Regions from separate parts of the Homo sapiens genome. Here region 2 is linked to region 1. Evidence: chromatin loops called from intact Hi-C (ENCODE). Cell type or tissue: CD14-positive monocyte. All regions are shown on one strand. Each heading gives the region's core, and the rest is flanking DNA. Links, peaks and the distances in the headings are about the cores only.

What was found. A loop is a pair of places that touch in the nucleus more often than their neighbours do. Peaks named below come from ENCODE experiments on the same cell type or tissue, not always from the same donor. Only the 100,000 strongest peaks of a DNase experiment are listed, where the experiment ranks them.
Region 2: it touches region 1 in a loop (2.1-fold over the local background); 4 of 110 quality-filtered maps call a loop at or near these places.

What each region holds. Positions count from the first base shown.
Region 1 is chr1:114,151,751-114,160,081 of GRCh38, reverse strand. SYT6 (synaptotagmin 6) reads left to right here and starts at 6,213. Exons shown (of 8, transcript NM_001253772.2): 1 at 6,213-6,472. The coding sequence starts at 6,310. RefSeq lists a silencer at 3,201-3,495 and an enhancer at 4,425-5,038. In CD14-positive monocyte, for the core only: no CTCF peak of the experiment used is centred there; DNase peaks (open chromatin) are centred at 5,051 and 7,281; H3K4me3 peaks cover 3,100 bases; H3K27me3 peaks cover 7,179 bases.
Region 2 is chr1:114,261,010-114,269,340 of GRCh38, reverse strand. No RefSeq gene overlaps it. Among named protein-coding and RNA genes, the nearest start is that of SYT6, 110 kb to the right of the region's middle. In CD14-positive monocyte, for the core only: no CTCF peak of the experiment used is centred there; no DNase peak of the experiment used is centred there; H3K27me3 peaks cover 1,410 bases.

The DNA of each region.
Region 1 (8,331 bases), core at 107-8,106:
CAGAGCCCATATGCTCAGGGCTCTGTATGTGGTGTGGCTGAAGGCCATTGTATACAGGAAACAGCACAGGATTGCATCCCATGTGCCTGGCACAGACTGGGTCTTAGTAGGACCTCAATAAATGTTGAATGAGTGAACGAGTGGCATGAAAAGACAGACTTGAGCTCTGGCTCGGCCACTCACTAGCTGTGAATCCTGAGCCAGTTATTTCTAGCCTCTCTGGGACCTCACCAGTGAAATGAGAATAATACTGTCCAATCTTGGGGTTGTTGTATGAAATGAGATAACATACGTAAGACTGTTGTGTAAACTGTGCCATGCTTTACAAAGGTAGAGAAGTATTAATAAAGGTTGGGGGCTGACTCATTAAAACCATTACTATGGCTCTAGCAAACAGCAGAAATGTATATAAGGCTTGGGGGCTGGGATAGAAAAGGATTTTTATTCTACCAAATGGATGGAAGCTGGAATTTGGTAAACAGATTTGTTCTCTCCAGGGACTCCAACACCTCAGTTCTGTAGGGGGCTTCAGTCCACTGACCCAAAGCATGCTCTGTTGATTCTTCCTACCTGAATTCTGTTGAAATCAAGAATTAAGACTTCCTAGTTTTGACAGGGCCTTTTCAGGTTTGTTGTTTTAATTAGTTTTGGCATTTTATCTGGTTTCCTTTCATTAGTGGAACAGCCAGAGACCTAAGATTGCAAACTCTCTCCAGGCTCCTTGGGGAGAGCTCCAATCTTTGGAGTCCTGGTCTTACAAGAATCTTGGCTTGGCCCTTTCCTGGAAGCAGGGCTCTGACCACAGGACACAGTCCAGGCACAGAGACACCCCAAGCTGCTCTCTGAGGAGTCCTACCTCTGTCAAGAGTGAAGCAACCAAGCACATATGGAGCCATGAAGCTGTCTGGCCCCAACCCCGTATTTTATCAATGACACCATCTTTCCTCTAGACCAGTAACTGGGTCCAAGAGGCAACTGAAATGGCTAAGGTCAAAGAGCCAAGAGCATTGCAAAGAGGCACAGGAAAAAATCTTTCACTGCATTGTAATTTATTTCTAAATTTTTATTTATTGTAAAGGCAATTTTAAAATATTGTAACCTTTTGTAAGAAAATAAGAAAAAGTATTCACATCCCCACCATCTTTCTGCCGCATGGTGAAGAAGGAAGGAGCGCTGATCTGCTGTCTGAAGGCCTGAATTCCAGTTCTCTGCCATCTCCTCCCTTGTGGACTAGGAACCAGTCACTTAATCTCCTCATCTACTAGATGGATGATTAGGATCCACCCATTGTGCCTCTCAGTATTTTTGTAAGAATTACATGAGATAAATTCCTTCTGGACAATTTGCAGAGACTTGCCCCATGGAAGAATACAGGTTAACCTCTGAATAGTGTACCTGCTAAATTTTCCTCTACATTCTGAAAAAAGGAAGAAAGGGGACAGGAACCATCATTTAACACTTGCCATGGATCAGTCACAGTACCTTCACCATTTAACCCAACTCATGTAATCCTTGCCTTGTACACTGTGAAGCAGGCCCTATATGTCCCGTTTTACAAATGAGGAAGCTGAAGTTCAGAGAGCTAAAGTATAGCACCTAAAGCAATCCAGTTGGTAAATAACAGACCCAGGATTTGAACGCAGATCTGTCCAACTCCAAAGCCGTGCTGTTTCTTCTGTACAAGGTCAGTGAGAAGAGGACTATTTGGCTCCCTTCCTAGCCCTTCCATTCTGACATCATCTTCACTTCTCAGTAATGGAGACAGACCTCGACCCACCATGGTTAGGCCTAGCTCTAAAGTTGTTTGAAGGATGATACTGCCTTCTGACCTTCAACCTGTCTCTGCTTCCCCGAACTCCAGCCTGCTTTTGTCCACAAAGCCAGGCTGGATGCAGAAAACATTGTCCAGTCTTCCCAAGTCTGATGTGGAATATTGTGTGCTTGAGCAGAGAGCACAGAACAGAGATGAGACTGCTGAAATAGGGGAGGAATGGGAGAGAGGCAAATATACCCTGGTTCAGGATGTTTGAACTGCCAAGCATATTTCTTGGAATAAAAGCAAGAATGGACGCTTTCAAAAAGCACCTAGGCATTGACCTTGAGCTCTGCAACGTCTTCTGCATCTTCTCAGGTAAGGAGGAATCCCTGAAAACTCTGATGATGGCTTGGGACAGCATGATTTGCAGAAGTCACCCAGCTTTGGCTAGATTTGCTATCTTGGTATGGGGGCTGGGGGAGAGAGTGTCATCTGCAGGAAATACTGATAAAGCTGTTCTGGCTGAAACCCCATAGGGAATCCATAGTACAGTTTATTCCAAATAATGATATGAAGTTATACCCTCAAATACAGGACCTCAACTTGATTCTGCAGTAGACTAGGTTCAACTGATGTTTGTTTTTTTGAGTAAATTAACACTTCTGCAGAAGGCGGCTACATGCCTCAGTAAGCAGAGGATGGGGGAGGTGGGGAGAAGAGACCAGGGGCCCTCAGGGTTGGGTCAGAGCCTCCTTAGCTTCTATCCACGTGGCAAAGCTGTAGGTGTGCTTGTGTGTCTATTCCTCTGTGTCTCTCCCTGCACGTCAGACAATCCAGCTACAATCGTCAGACTGCTCCCTTTACATTTCTGCTGGGGACTTGGAGGGAGGAGGGAATGGGGAAAGGGCTCCCTATTTAGAAATTGCATTGAGATGGAAAGACAATATGACACATCGGCTCATGTCAAAGGAGCTCATTCTTCCCGCCTACAGCATTAGCAATTTCCTACCAAGGTTCAATTTTTTTAAAGAAATTATTATTTGGTTTTAATTTATTTTATTTGCAACATAACTCAACAAGACATTGCTGCTCAGAGCAGAGTGGGAGCCTGCCCAAGGGCAGAGACTTAAGTTGGGGGCAGGAGATGAGCACATTGGCTATTTCCGAAGAGAGGAGGGCATAGGAGTGGGAGGCCTCTTGTTTCTGTCTCAAACCTCCTCTCATTCTGCCTCCCATTCCACCCCAGCTCCTCTTCCTGCATCTGAGAAGTCTGGTCTGGAGGTGCCCAGACTCGGGATGCTCCATGCATGGCTGTAGGCGCAATGAGAACGATGGGGGAGGGGGAGCTGAAAGTGAGTTGGCCTCTGTAAAACCACCCTCAGCTTCAGAGCCAGGAAAGGCTGCCTCCCTCCTCCCTTTGCCCCAGCCTCCTCTTTTCTCCCTCATGTAAAATCCTAGAGTGCTGTTGCTGGAAGGAGCCTCAAAGAGCTCCTAATCCAACTTCACATAGGCACACTGAGCCCCAGATAGGGGATGTGACAGCCTCGTGGCTGCTTTGGTGCACCAGCCCTGAATCCCAGCCCTCCCAGGCCCTGTCCAATGTACTTATTTGCCACCACTCCATGCTTAACTGTCTCTGCTCCTGCTTCTCTCCTCCCCACCCCTAAACCCAAACTCAGAATGGGATTTCTCTGAGAGATAGAATTGAAGGGCAACAATTCCACTTCTTTCCACCTCTTTCCCTCTCTGGGTTTGAGTGGGACCCTGGATCCTCCCTCCCAGCTCTTGGTGGGACCCTGGGACTCTGAATTTTATCTCTTCATATGGGAAGAAGCAAAGGTGTGTTTGGGGGTTGGGTTTGCAGGGCAAAGGGGTTTGAGAGACAAAAAAGTTTCCATCATTACATGAAGAATTTTTCTGCTTTGTGGCTGGTTATGTGACCACAGTGGTATCAGCAATTGACCTGGGGGCTGGGGGAGGTAGCGGGCTAAAGAGGACAACTAGGGTGAGGCTTTACCTTAATGTCTCCTTCTGAATGTGTGTTTCTTTACCTGTACATCTGTCTCCCTGTCTGTTTCTCTGTTCTCTATTTCCTATAACTGTCTCTCTGTATCTCTGTCTCATCCTCTGTCTCTCTCATTTGTATCTGTCTCTTGCCTCTATTTCTGTCTCTGTTTCTTTCTCTCTGTCTCTCTCATCTCTGTCTCTCCCACACACGCTAACTCCTACAATCCAACTTCAATAGCTATTGACTGACCCAGGGGCCCTAACCTGTTTCTGCAGCCCTATCAGGGCAGCAGCTCCTTCACACTGCTAGATTGAGAAATGCCAGGTCCGGAGCTGCTGCCGGGGCGCCAGAGACGCTGCAGAAGCGCCTGCCGAGTGTGGAGGCTGAATCCAGGAACAATGAGAAATTATCTGTTAATTCTCGGCTCCTGCCACCTGCTCTGCTCCAAACAAGCTCCTTTGCCTTCAGTTTAGATGCAAATTCCCCCACTCGATGTAAGCAAAATATTGATTTCCCTGCATCACAGGTCTGGGCCCTTGGAATGGTCCTGTGTTTTTTCATTCTCTGCAAAGGCAAAACAAGGTGCTTTGTTCTGTGAATTTCCCCCAGGAACTCGCGAGGGGGAGGGAGAAATAGCAGGGGAGTGACAGAGTTGCCATAAACACGGGCAAAGAGCAGTTCTCCATTTGTATTTTACATAAACACAAACCTGCCACTTGGGAAACTGCTAATAAGCGTTTAGCCAGAGGCTCTTCTGGGTGCTGAGATCTGCATCGGGTGATGGAAAAGAAATTAATGGGGCCTCTAGGCTCCTCAGGTGGGTTTTCAGAAGCACCAGGAAGGCGCATAGGGATGCCAGAGCCCCACTTGTTCTTGGAACAGCAACCAAACACCTCCAGCAGGAAGGCAGCCCGGATTGCACAGTATCGCCTGCGTCGTGTCTGCTTGGTCCCTGCCTGAGTTCCTAGCCTTCTGCTATCACAGGCACAGGGGTCAGGGTGGAAGCTGCGAACCTTCAACAATTGCCTCTCCCTCGTCCCCTAAACTTATGCCCACGCGATGGTAGCACCAACTGGGTCTTCAGCACCGTGGACAGAGCCAGGGGGCGCCTCACGGTGGAAAAGCCGCCTGGCTGGGCCAGGGTCCTCACAGGCCTTGCCTTAGCCCTTGGTGCCCCAGGCACCAGCTGCTAGGGGATCGCAAGTCCAAGGGCCGGTTGGCACAGATGGCGCGCAGTGGAGACCGCCAGGAGCTAAGGCTCCGAATCTCCTCCCTCCGGAACGTGAGTCACTGCCCGAGTCACTTCCAATAAGCGTGTTAATTAAGAGGCAAGACCTTTCTCCCTCGCCAGCCACTCGGGCATACACCAACCCAGCAGCCTCCAGGGGCTGCAGCTAAAGCTTCCTTCCCAGCTCCGGGAGAGCAAATGGACCTGAGTCTGGGGCTTCAGGCGAGCCCCACACAGAAGGGGCCCCACCGCCGACAGGTGTAGATCAAGAGACTCCCGAGATAGGCCCCTGCAGGGCGCTGGTCCCCCGGCCTCCCTGACCATGGCTCACAGACTTCCAGCGCTGAGTGAGGCAGCTCGAAGCCTCTCAGCCGATCTGTTCCTGGGCCTCACTCCACAGTTTCTGAGGGGATCTCTACTTTAAGTCTAGCCTCAATCCTCCCGTTGAGCTTTCTGTCTTTCTTGTTATGCTTAGCAGAAAGATACATGATCTCTGGTGCTGTTTCACCGAAGCAAGGAGGTGGGTCGGCGGAACTGAGCGCCCTGCGCCCTCTTGAAATGACCCCCCATTCCTGTTTGCCAGAAACTTTTCCCTCCCGTTGCCATGGAGAGAGACGGCCGCTGCCTCCCGTCGCCATAGCAACATGCGGGTACCGCGGACCGCAGGATTGCGGAGCTCGGAAAGTCTTGCAGTTCGCATCGCCCGCCTGTCTTGGGGTCTTCTACCTCCGAAGCTGGGACTCGGGGGCCAGTCTAACTGCTCCCGTCAGGAACCTCGGCCAAGGTCCTCCCAGACCCTGCCTGACCGTCGCTCTTTCTGTTACGGGGTTATCTATTTCTCTGTCATTCGTGTGGCATGTGGCAGTTTACCCAGTGTTTTCACAAACACGATCTTTCTATCCCCAGGGAGTCCGTGAAGTACTTAAAATCATTACACCTCCTTTACGGAGAGGAAAATTGAGGCTCAGAGACGCCCAAGGTCACACCAGGCAGTGAATGCGGAGTGGGAACCCGGACTCTTTCCTGGCCTTGCACCCTCCGAGATTCGGGACAGCCCGGCTTCCCGCCTCGAAACCCCCACCCCCCGGACTCAGGCCAGTCCCTGAGTGTAGAGGGGGCGGCCGCGAGGCGCCAGACTCGCCAGCTGCCGCGGGATGCCACGTGAGGGGCGGGGACCCTGCGGGGAAGTGATTAAAAGCAGAGCGGAGCCGCAGGGGGCCGCTGCAGGGAGGGTCTTCTTGGGGCCGTCGTGCCCCGCCCCAGTGCGGCCGGGGCGCGGGTTCGAGCTGCTGCTCGGCAAGCCTGGGTGTCTAGGGCATGAGCGGAGTGTGGGGGGCCGGCGGGCCTCGGTGCCAGGAGGCGCTCGCGGTCCTCGCCTCGCTGTGCCGGGCCCGGCCGCCCCCTCTCGGGCTGGACGTGGAGACTTGTCGGAGCTTCGAGCTGCAGCCCCCAGAGCGGAGTCCCAGCGCGGCAGGCGCAGGTAACGGGAGACCCAGGGCCCCCTCCCTTCCTGGATATCCGTCCTGCGATCTCCCTTCCCCAAAGCCCCGGTCCCAGGAGCCCCAGAACCTAGAGAGAACTCCCCAGCTCGGGATTCTGGATTGGGAGCCAGCCTCGTCCAGCCCTCTGGCCCATCGCTTGCACAGCCAGGAGAGACCCGAAGGGGAGCGGAGGTTGGGGTAGAAGCCCCCGGCCCTCCTGTATTACTACTGCGGAATGCGGGGGACCCCGCAGACAGCCAGGCTCCCAGGACGGGGCACCCTTGGGGCTTCAGTTTCCCTCGCATCTCCAAGCTCGCTCTGCGGGCGATTTGCCAGGAGAGGGGTCCATGGAGAGAGCGGGAGACGAGGGGCGCCCGGCTGAGGAATAGGGCTTGCCTCCTAGCGAGTGTCGAGGTCCCCGGGTCCGTGCGTCGGTCTGTCCGTCCGTTTGTGTGTTCTCGCGGTGAACGCGGGCGGACCCCCAGTCTCTCCGGGAGAAACTTGGGTCTGCGGCTGGCACGAGGTCTTTGTGTCCGGGTGTCTCTCCGGCTGCGAGTGGTTTTCCGCGTCTCCGCTGGGGGGCGGGGGACAGGGGGCGGGGTGGGGGAGGGTATGAGGGTGTTGCGGCGTCCTTCCCCCACCCCCTCTCGCCCCTATAACTCGCTCCCTCCGTCCCTCTCGGACTCGGACTCGGGGCCGGTGCGCGACTGAGCTGGCGCCTCTAGCCGACTTTGCCAAGAGGGCGCCTCCTGCCCGATCCGCGCTGACCCTGCGCGGGACGCAGCCCCAGGCGGCTGCCTAGCCGAGGCGGGAGCCCGAGCTGAGTCGAGCTCGCCGGAGCGGGTGAGTCCCGAGCCCGATCCCCGCCGGGCTGGACCCTGGCGCGCAGCTGCGGCGTCTCCGGGGAGTCGCGGCAGGGGGAATGGCGTGTCGCGCCCTGGCGGCGGGAGCTGCGGGAGGGTCGGCGACGTGGCGGCCGGCCCAGGGTATTTACCTGCTGCACCAGTGCCCGGCAGCCACGCTCGCCGGCTGCCGCGGGGCTTCTTTGTCCCGATATCTGGAGGGTCCGGGGCGGGAGGGAGTACTGGGTCGCGTCCCCTCCATGGGGGAGGGGCTGGGGGAGTGAGAGGCCTGGAGATAATGCGGAGTGGGGGTGGGGAGATCCTGCAAGGACCAGGACGCCGGGGTTCCAGGAGACTCTGCAGGCTCCATCCCTCCTTATTCCCCCACCCCGACCCCAGTAGCGCTGGGCCTAGGAGCACTCGGGAGTTGCTCAGTGGCTCTGCACCGCTGGCGCGGGAAGGGGAGAAAGGGGCTGCCAGAGGCGGGAATTTGGTCCCCACGCGCTGCTCCAGGGACGAGAAGCCAGGGACCGGCGGTTCTGGGAGCAGGTACAGGTGGGGTAAACTCCCCAGCGGCTGCAGGTCCCAGGGTCCTGTTTTCTTTCACTTGAGGTTAAAGGTCGTATATAGAGGTAGATACCCGTGAGGAGCAGTTCGGGGGAGGGGGCGGTGGGCCAAGGGGAGGCTTGTGTGTGTGAGGGGGCTGTATCCAGCCTTGGGGTGAGCGGAGCCCACCTGAGCCCTGTGAGGGTCGTAGGAGGCGCTGCTGTCCCTAGTTGTGGCAATGTTTAGTCAATGGTTTGATCACTGCAGCAGAAGGGACTGAGGTTAGACATAAAGAACTTTTAGAGGGTGGTACAGAGATGGAGGTTGGGGAAGTTGATTCCCTGCCTTGGAGATTCGCAGAACACATTAGGCCTAACAAGTTATTATTATAAGACTCTGGTTCTCTGGTGCCATCCCCTCCTACACCACGCATACACACCAGACACAGAATTTTCCCTATCAGGGAGCCT
Region 2 (8,331 bases), core at 261-8,260, 110 kb before region 1:
TAAATTATACGGTGTCAGCACCACACGTTCCAGATAGTGCTCTAGAAGTTCAAGGTGGTGTTTGGTGATGATTTTCCTCAAACCAGTTGCATGACCATGGACAGGTTACCCACTCCAGGCCTCAATTTCTTCATCTAGGAAACAAGAACAATAATTTTCGTGACAGGACATCATCTATTAATGCATGTGTGTTTCCAAACTCTCCTCTTCCCCTGCCCATTAGGTGGCTGTGTCATCCAAGTTTCTCCCAGGGTGCAGGAAGAAGAACGAGGGCAAACTGCGAAAAATAATTGTTTCTTTTTAAAAAATGTCCTACTTTTATTTTAAGTTCAAAGGTACATGTGTAGGATGTGTAGGTTTGTTACATAGATAAGTGTGTGCCATGGTGGTTTGCTGCACAGATCACCCTGTCACCCAGGTACTAAGCCCAGCAACCATTAGCTATTCCTGATGTTCTCCCTTCTCCCACCCCCACCCTCCGACAGGCCCCTGTGTTGTTCCCCCACATTTGTCCATGTGTTCTCATCATTCAGCTCCCATTTATAAGTGAGAACACATGATATTTGGTTTTCTGTTCCTGTGTTAGTTTGCTGAGTATAATGGCCTCCAGCTCCATCCATGTCCCCGTAAAGGACATGGTCAGTTTCTTAAAAAGTTAAACTTACAAGAGAATCCAGAAATTGCCCTCCTGGGATTCTACCCAAGAGAAACAAAAATGTATATTCACACAAAGAAATGTATGTAATTGTTCATAGCAGCATTATTCACAATAGCCAAAAACTTGAAACAATTCAGTTGTTTATCAGCTGGTGAACAGATAAAATGTGATTTATCCACATAATGGAATACTATTCAGCAATTAAAAAAAAGCTACAAATCCACACTACAACATGGATGAACCTTGAAAACATAACGTAGCCAGATGCAAAAGAATACACATTGCATAATTTCATTATGTAAAATGTCCAGAAAAGGCAAATTTATAGAGACAGAAAGTAGATTAGTGGTTGCCTAGGGCTTGGGGTGGGAACAGGGATTAACTGCAAAGAGGAAATATTTTGCGGTGATGGAAATGTTTTCAAACTGAATTTTTGTGATGGTTGCAGAGCTCTATAAATTTACTAAACATCATTGAATTATATACTTATAATGGGTGAATTTTATAATATATAAACTGTACCTCAATGCAGCTGTTTTTAAAAAAATTTGAGAAGCACTCTTCAAGAACACTCCTGCTCACTTGATACTTAAATGACAGTTTCCATGGAATTTGGTCCTTAACCCTCGTGCTTCTTATTTTTGTCAATTATTCTCAACTTGGGAGTTTGTATGTTCCCTGTGGAACCGTTTCAAAATATAAACACTGAAGAGTACCGCCTCCTTCCTGTAGCTCCCTACACCCCAATTATGATAGGCCCCAGGACAGAAAAGTGGTTAACACACACATTTTGCAAATGTTCCCCCAGACCACTCTGATACAAACCATACTCCCTGGGTGAGTTAATCAAAACCAAGGGGTGCTTAATTGATGGCATCCTAGGTAACTTCCTAGATAACTATTGATCCAATTATATTGGTGCATAACAAGTTTATATCCAAACTTAGTGGCTTGAAATAACAACATTTATTTTTCTCATGCATCTGTAAATTTGGCACAGCTCCATGGGAATAGCTTGTCTCTGTTTCATTGAGCATCAACTAGGTGGCTTGAAGGCTGGGAACTGGAATTATCTGACAGCCATTCATTCTCATGTTGAGTACCTGGGCTGGAAGACTGAAAAAGCCAGATGCAGCAACATCTGGGGCTCCTTATATGTTTCTACCTGTGGTCTCTAAGATGTGGTCTTTCCATGTAGTCTCTCCAACATGGCAGCTTCAGGGTGGCCAGACTTCTCGCATGGTGACTCAGGGTTCCAAAGACACATGTCCGAGAGAGAGAGAAAGCCCAGGTAGAAGCTGCATTGCCTTTTATGAGCTAGCCTTGGAAGTCATGTGGTGTCATTTCTGCTGCATTCTATTGTTTGAAATGGTTGGTTACAAAGCACCTCCCAGGTTCAAGGAGGTGGGAACACAGACACTCACCTCTTGATGGAGAGATCTCAACATCACGTTGTAAGAAGAGCAAGTGGAATGGGATCTATACTGTTTTGAGTATCTTTGAAAAATACAATATTCCATAGCTGTTTCAAACTCTCTTTTCTTTCCTCAGACTTCCAACGATTCCAACTCTATCCTTGCTTTGAGTTCATGATCTTGCTTCCAATCTTACTGGAGAAGCAATCATCCTGTCTCTGCACATTTTTTCTTTCTTCCCTGCAGAAATAGTTGATGGATGACCTTCTCCATGCTCTCAGTTAAGGCCGCTGCCTGTGATATGGTTTGGCTGTGTCCCCACCCAAATCTTATCTTGAATTGTAGCTCCCATAATTCCCATGTGGTGTGGGAGGGAGCTGGTGGGAGATAATTAAATCAAAGGAACAGTTTCCCTCATTTTGTTTTCATGGTGGTGAAAAAGTCTCACAAGATCTGATGGTTTTATAAGAGGAAAGCCCTTTCACTTGGTTCTCATTCTATCTTGCCTGCTGCCATGTAAGACATGCCTTTCACCTTCTGCCATGATTGTGAGGCCTCCCCAGCCATGTGGAACTGAGTCCATTAAACCTCTTTTTCTTTATAAAGTACCCAGTCTTGGGTAAGTATCAGCAGCATGAAAATGGACGAATACAGCCTGCATTTATACACTAGAGTTCACCCCACCCTGCCTCCTATCCCCTCAAGCATATTGCTTCAGCATTCCTCCAGCGCAATCAGATTTTCCTTCTACTGGATCATTCCCTTCCCCATGCTCCCTTCTTCCTTTATTCTCAAAACTCACTTAATCCCATTTTCCCTCTAGTCACTAGCTTCTTTCTCACCTTCCTTTTTTAGTAAAACTCCTTGGTTAAATGTGCTATCTTCAGTGTGCTCCCATTTTCTCTTGAACCCATTCCAGTAAAGTTTGCTCTCTCATTCCACTAAAATCATTCTCTTGAAGGCCATCTGTGATTCCAACTATTATGTTGGAATATTCAGTGATTGCTTCTCAGTCATTGTTTTTGACCCATCAACAGCATTTTGGATTCTAAATTGTTCTCACTTGTTTGAGACATTTTTCTTCACCTGGGTGCTGGACAACAAACTCTCCTAGCTTTTCCTTTGATTTTTCTGGCAGCCCCTTTTTTCCAGTCATTTTCCTTTTTCCTTCTCTTCTTCCTGACCTCTGAAAGTTGGGATGCCCCAGGTCAGTCTGTGGATGCTGAGGTGGTTTTTACTGTGTCATTTAATTAATCTGGGAACTGAGTTTCTCAGAGTCCTCTTTTCTGTATGATTCCAGGCTAGAGTTGGCCAAAAGAGGAACTTGTGTGATATTTGGAAGTTAGAAATAAAGCAGTAGCCATTACTGTACAGGTCATCATAGTCAGATGTAGTTGGTCAGGATAGGCACACAGGTGCCAAGCAGTTTCTAGCATATCCTTGCTCTCCTCTTCTCCAAGTCCAGCTCTTCTCCTCAACTGCTAGCCCTACTGCCAAGAGTGGCCCAGGCCCACCACCAGACACTTGACTGTGGACCACAGAAGCATTAGCTATACCGAGGCTAAAGTTTCCTGTAGACCTATCCATGAGTCCCCCCTTCATAGGTGTTGGACATGTCTGGCTTAGATTGACTGACTCCTTTCCTGATCATCCAACACCACTTCTATACCTTTCCATCCCTAACTCCTTCCACAATTGTGAGGTCTTATTACTATAATAAATCCTTTATCCCATAACATCCGTAGCAATTCTGCTTCCCTAACTAAAGCCTTACTGACACAGTTATTGGTATCAAATGTGGTTCTAGGGGAATAGAATCTTAATACTGGGAATCTGGAATTGGTTCACTGATCTGACTAGATTTACAGGCATGAAAGACCCCATTACCGATGATAAATTGGACACTGGCAACCCATGGCATATAATGCCAAATCTTTATTTAAATGACCATCTGTAGCCATTGCAATCAAGCTCAAAGCAAGGCATTGAGTACCAAATGGCTGCTGCCATATAAGATTTTAGAGCAAATAAAAATGATGAAGAACTTGGTTGCTTCCTAGTATACTGGAGAGCTTGGGTAAAGAAAATAATGAGCTCAGTGCTCAATAGTCCCAGATCAAGGTCCACGTGATGAGCTAGAAAGCTCCTCTAACTCCCCTGAAAGAAACCCTTATCTTCTGTAGGTGCAGGGCTAAGATCCTGAAATCCAAACCCATGGTCTAATTTTGAAGATTGCTGAATTACAGGGCAAAAAGAATTTACACCTGTGAATGTACGAAAAAAATAATTAAATTATACATTTAAAATGGATGAATTGCACAGTGTGTAACTTGTATCTTTAAAAAGGTGTTATCAAAAAATTCACAACCTTGAAGGGTCTTATGTGAAAGTCAGAGCATTGATTGGGACAGAGGGATCCTGAAAATTGGGATAGGGACATATGGGCAGTTTCTGATGAAATAGAGGACCTCGATTTCCAAATTCTGCCAAGGCTTTTTTGTCAATAAAAGCAGTCCTTCCTCTTCTGTCTGCGGAAGTTAGTCTCGCCTGTCTTCAGGACCCATAATAATCTGTTCTGAATGGAGTGACTTGCATGGGACTGCTGATGTCCATTAGGATGTACCTTCATCATAGACCCTGTTCCTTTCCCATTCCAATCACTGATGTAGATGGGACATCCAGTGATGTCTTATCCAATCACATGGTTTTAAGTGCCATCTCTATGCTGAAGATGAAAATTTATAGCTTCAGCTTAGACCTCTCTTTTGAACTTCAGATATATATATTCAATTTCTTTCCTTAAATCTCCATATATTGAATTTCTTTCCTTAAATCTCCACTCAATACCTAATAGGCATCTCAAAACCGATATGTCAAAAATGAGCCCTTTCTATTTTTGCTCCTCTTGCAGTCTTCCCTATCTCAATCAAAGGCAACTCCATGGCTGGCATTCTTGATGTCTTCTCCTTCTCTCACATCCACATTTAAAATTTTATCCCATCTAGCTGTACCTTCACAATATATCCAGAACTTAGCATTTCTCACAGTCACCACTGCCATCATCCTAGTCTCTATCATCTGTCACCTGTGTTGCTGTAATGGCCTCTGAATTGTCCCCTTTTCAGTCTATGTCCAACAGAGTAGCCAGAGTGATTCTGTTAAAATGCAAATGATTCTGTTAATATCACATTATTACTTCACTCAAAACCTTGCAGTGGCTTCCAATTTCCCTTAGAGTGAAAGCTGGAGTCTTTACGATGGTTTGTGGGACCCTGGGTGACCTGTCCCCCCATGCCCCTCCCCATACCTCTGACCTCATCTGTTTCTACTTTTCCCCCTCATTGTTCCAGCCAGCCTCACTGGCTGTTCCAGGGGTTCACTTCACCACAGGGCCTCTACTCAGAATGCCTGTCCCTCACAAGAGCCACATACCTCACTTCTCAGCCACTTTCTCAGTAAGGCCTTCCCTGGGCACCCACTTTACAGTTTAAACTCTTTCCACTCCTGATGTTCCTATTGCCTTTTTTGCCTTATGTTTCTTCCTCATTACTTATCATTTTCCTGCATACTCTATATAGGCAAGAGTTTTTACCTTTTTTCTTTTTCTCTCTACTGTTGTAACCCCAGTACCTGAAACTGTGCCTGGCACATAGTAGTCTCTCAAAGAAATGGCTGAATGAAAGAATGAAAGCATGCAAAGCATTTAACATGGTGTATCATAAGTACTCAGTACAGTGAGCTGTTACTATTTAGCTAATTGTTTTAACCACAAAGTTGGGAGATGTTCTCGGCTTTCTCGCTTTCTCTTTCTTTCTCTCTTCCATTTTCGTATCTAACTACTCATGAAATTCTATAGAATCTACCTGGGGTTAACCTCTCATCATTTCTCACCAGGATTATTGGAACTGGTTCCACACTGACTCCTGTCCTTTTCTCTCCCCTTCTTTTTTTTTTTTTTAAACATTCCTGCTAGAGTTTCAGAATCACAAAGCTGATCATGTCAATCCTCTGCTTAAAATTCCTCAATGGCTCAGCAGACCTGTCAGGATAAAGTTTCTAGTCTTCACTTGGTACACAAATCCTCTCCTGATGCAGCCCTCTGACCCCTTCCTGGCGTCTTTTCCTGAGATTCTTCCTCACACCCTTTGCTCAAACCAAACAGAGCCAACTGAAGTTCCCCAATGACCAATGCCAAGTTATACCTTGGTGTAACTTGGTGAGCCCATAAACACATGGCTTTTGCATATGCAGTCCCTGCTGCCTGCAATGACTTTCCTCTTCCTTTCTCTCTTTTTAAAATCTCACTAATCATACTCATCTTTCACATCTCATTTCAAGCATGACAGACTCCAGAAATTCTTCCTTGACCTCTCAGTTTGATTTAGAGAGCAGTTTTCTCTGTATGTCCCCATAATAACACTTACAATCCTTTAGTGGAATTGATAGTTTACTGTCTGCCTCCCCCATTAGTGAAAACAAACCTGGAGGGTTGCGGGTGGAAGCTTCACACTGTACTTTGCACCTCTGTGCCGAACACAGAAAGGCAGGGGTCAGAAATTTTTGCTGAATTAGTGATGGTTGTATGGTTAAGACTGCCAGCTTCTTACGGCTGCCTTGTTGAGAGGAAGAGAGGCAGGCTGGAAGCTGGGAGGCAAGACATTCATGCGAGGGACATTTAGAGTTGGACTTCTCTGGGGGTGAGTGAGTAACCATTTTAGATAGCATAGGGAAGGGTCAGACACTGAAACAGCAGTAATAGGATAAGCATGCTGCACTTTGTACTCTTGATTTGAAAAAATTTCTGGTGTTTTCTTTGTGCATTGCCTTTTTATTGTCTTTTAATATTTAACATAGTCTAATGGAAAAAGCCCAGCCTGCCTTAGCTGCTCTAAAATAATCCAGCAGAAACAGTTTGGGTCCATGATTGAGTCGGCGTATTAAAGGGGTAGCCACGTCCCTCCTGATGATGGCAGCAAGAGTCTTTCCTGAACAGAAAAGGATGTCTAGTGCTCATCACTTTGCAGGGGGTAAGACTTCCCTGTATGCCTTCACCAAAGGAAAGGTAAGACTTACAGTGCGCATTTCTCCCCTCCTACAGATTATCTTTCCTGAGCGGACACCTCAAATCTTCTGTGCTTTCTTTTGTCAGAGAAGCTTTGCCCATTCACAGATGCTTAATACATGTTTGGAAGAAGAGGCTTTCTGATTGGTTCCAGACATGAAGAGGCATTCTGATTGGTGGGTGCAGAGGTAGAGGTAGGTAGGTAGAGTGGGTGAGGGCAGGAGAGTGCAGATAGAAAGGTGATGGAAAGGCCCAGAAAATTCCTGCTGAGGGCAGAGCACAAAGGCACCACAGATGGTGAGCACATAAACACATGACTTGACTGTGAGGATTTCATTCTTTTGAAAGAACTTGTCATGGGAAAGGGGCAAATATTTAAGCAACAGTTGGAGTGTTGGCAATTACATCTCCCACAGATGAATTTAAGATGGCAAACGGGTGACAGAGGACAATTTGGTTTAGAACAGAGTGTTAAGACTACGGTAATAGAAAGCAATCTGTTCAAGGAGAGGTCTTGGAGGGCATGAAAAATAAAAATAACACCAAGCAAGTGAAATGGATAAATAATGGAGAGAGGCAATAATGGCCACCTTACAGTCGCTGAGAAAACACCAACATTAATAAATCTTGAAAGACACATACAGGATGCTGCAGACAAAGGAGGGGACTCTCACGACAGCGGGTGAAGAGGTTGGGAAAGTGGTACAACTAACAAAAACTAACATTTGACAGAAAAAACCGACAGGTACTAGTCTGCCATTTGTTTTATGTGGCTATAGAGGCTGTCTATGTAGTTTCCTTCCTTTAAAAATGTCAGCCATTATAAATATTCATCATCACGTAGCTAGGAGAGAGTGATTTTAAACTCATAAAATTTTAGTGCTGGGGTTTAGAGGTCAGCTCTTCCAACTGCCGTCCTTTACAGATGAGGGCACTGAGGTCCAGGGAGAGGATGTGATTTGTGCAGGATCACACTCCCAGGCAATGCACTTGACTTCCTTCTAGTGTTCTTTCCATGACATGAGGAGTTTCCAGCTTTTGAAAGTAAGAAGATGCCCTTTTTAATGTCAAATGTTGAACACCCTCACCTGCGTCTTAAGTATCCTGCATTGTATTCATCACAATAGCCCCACAGACATTTGAAAATGCATAGTACACCTATGAGTGACATGTGATAGTTTCTGTCTCTGGGCAGC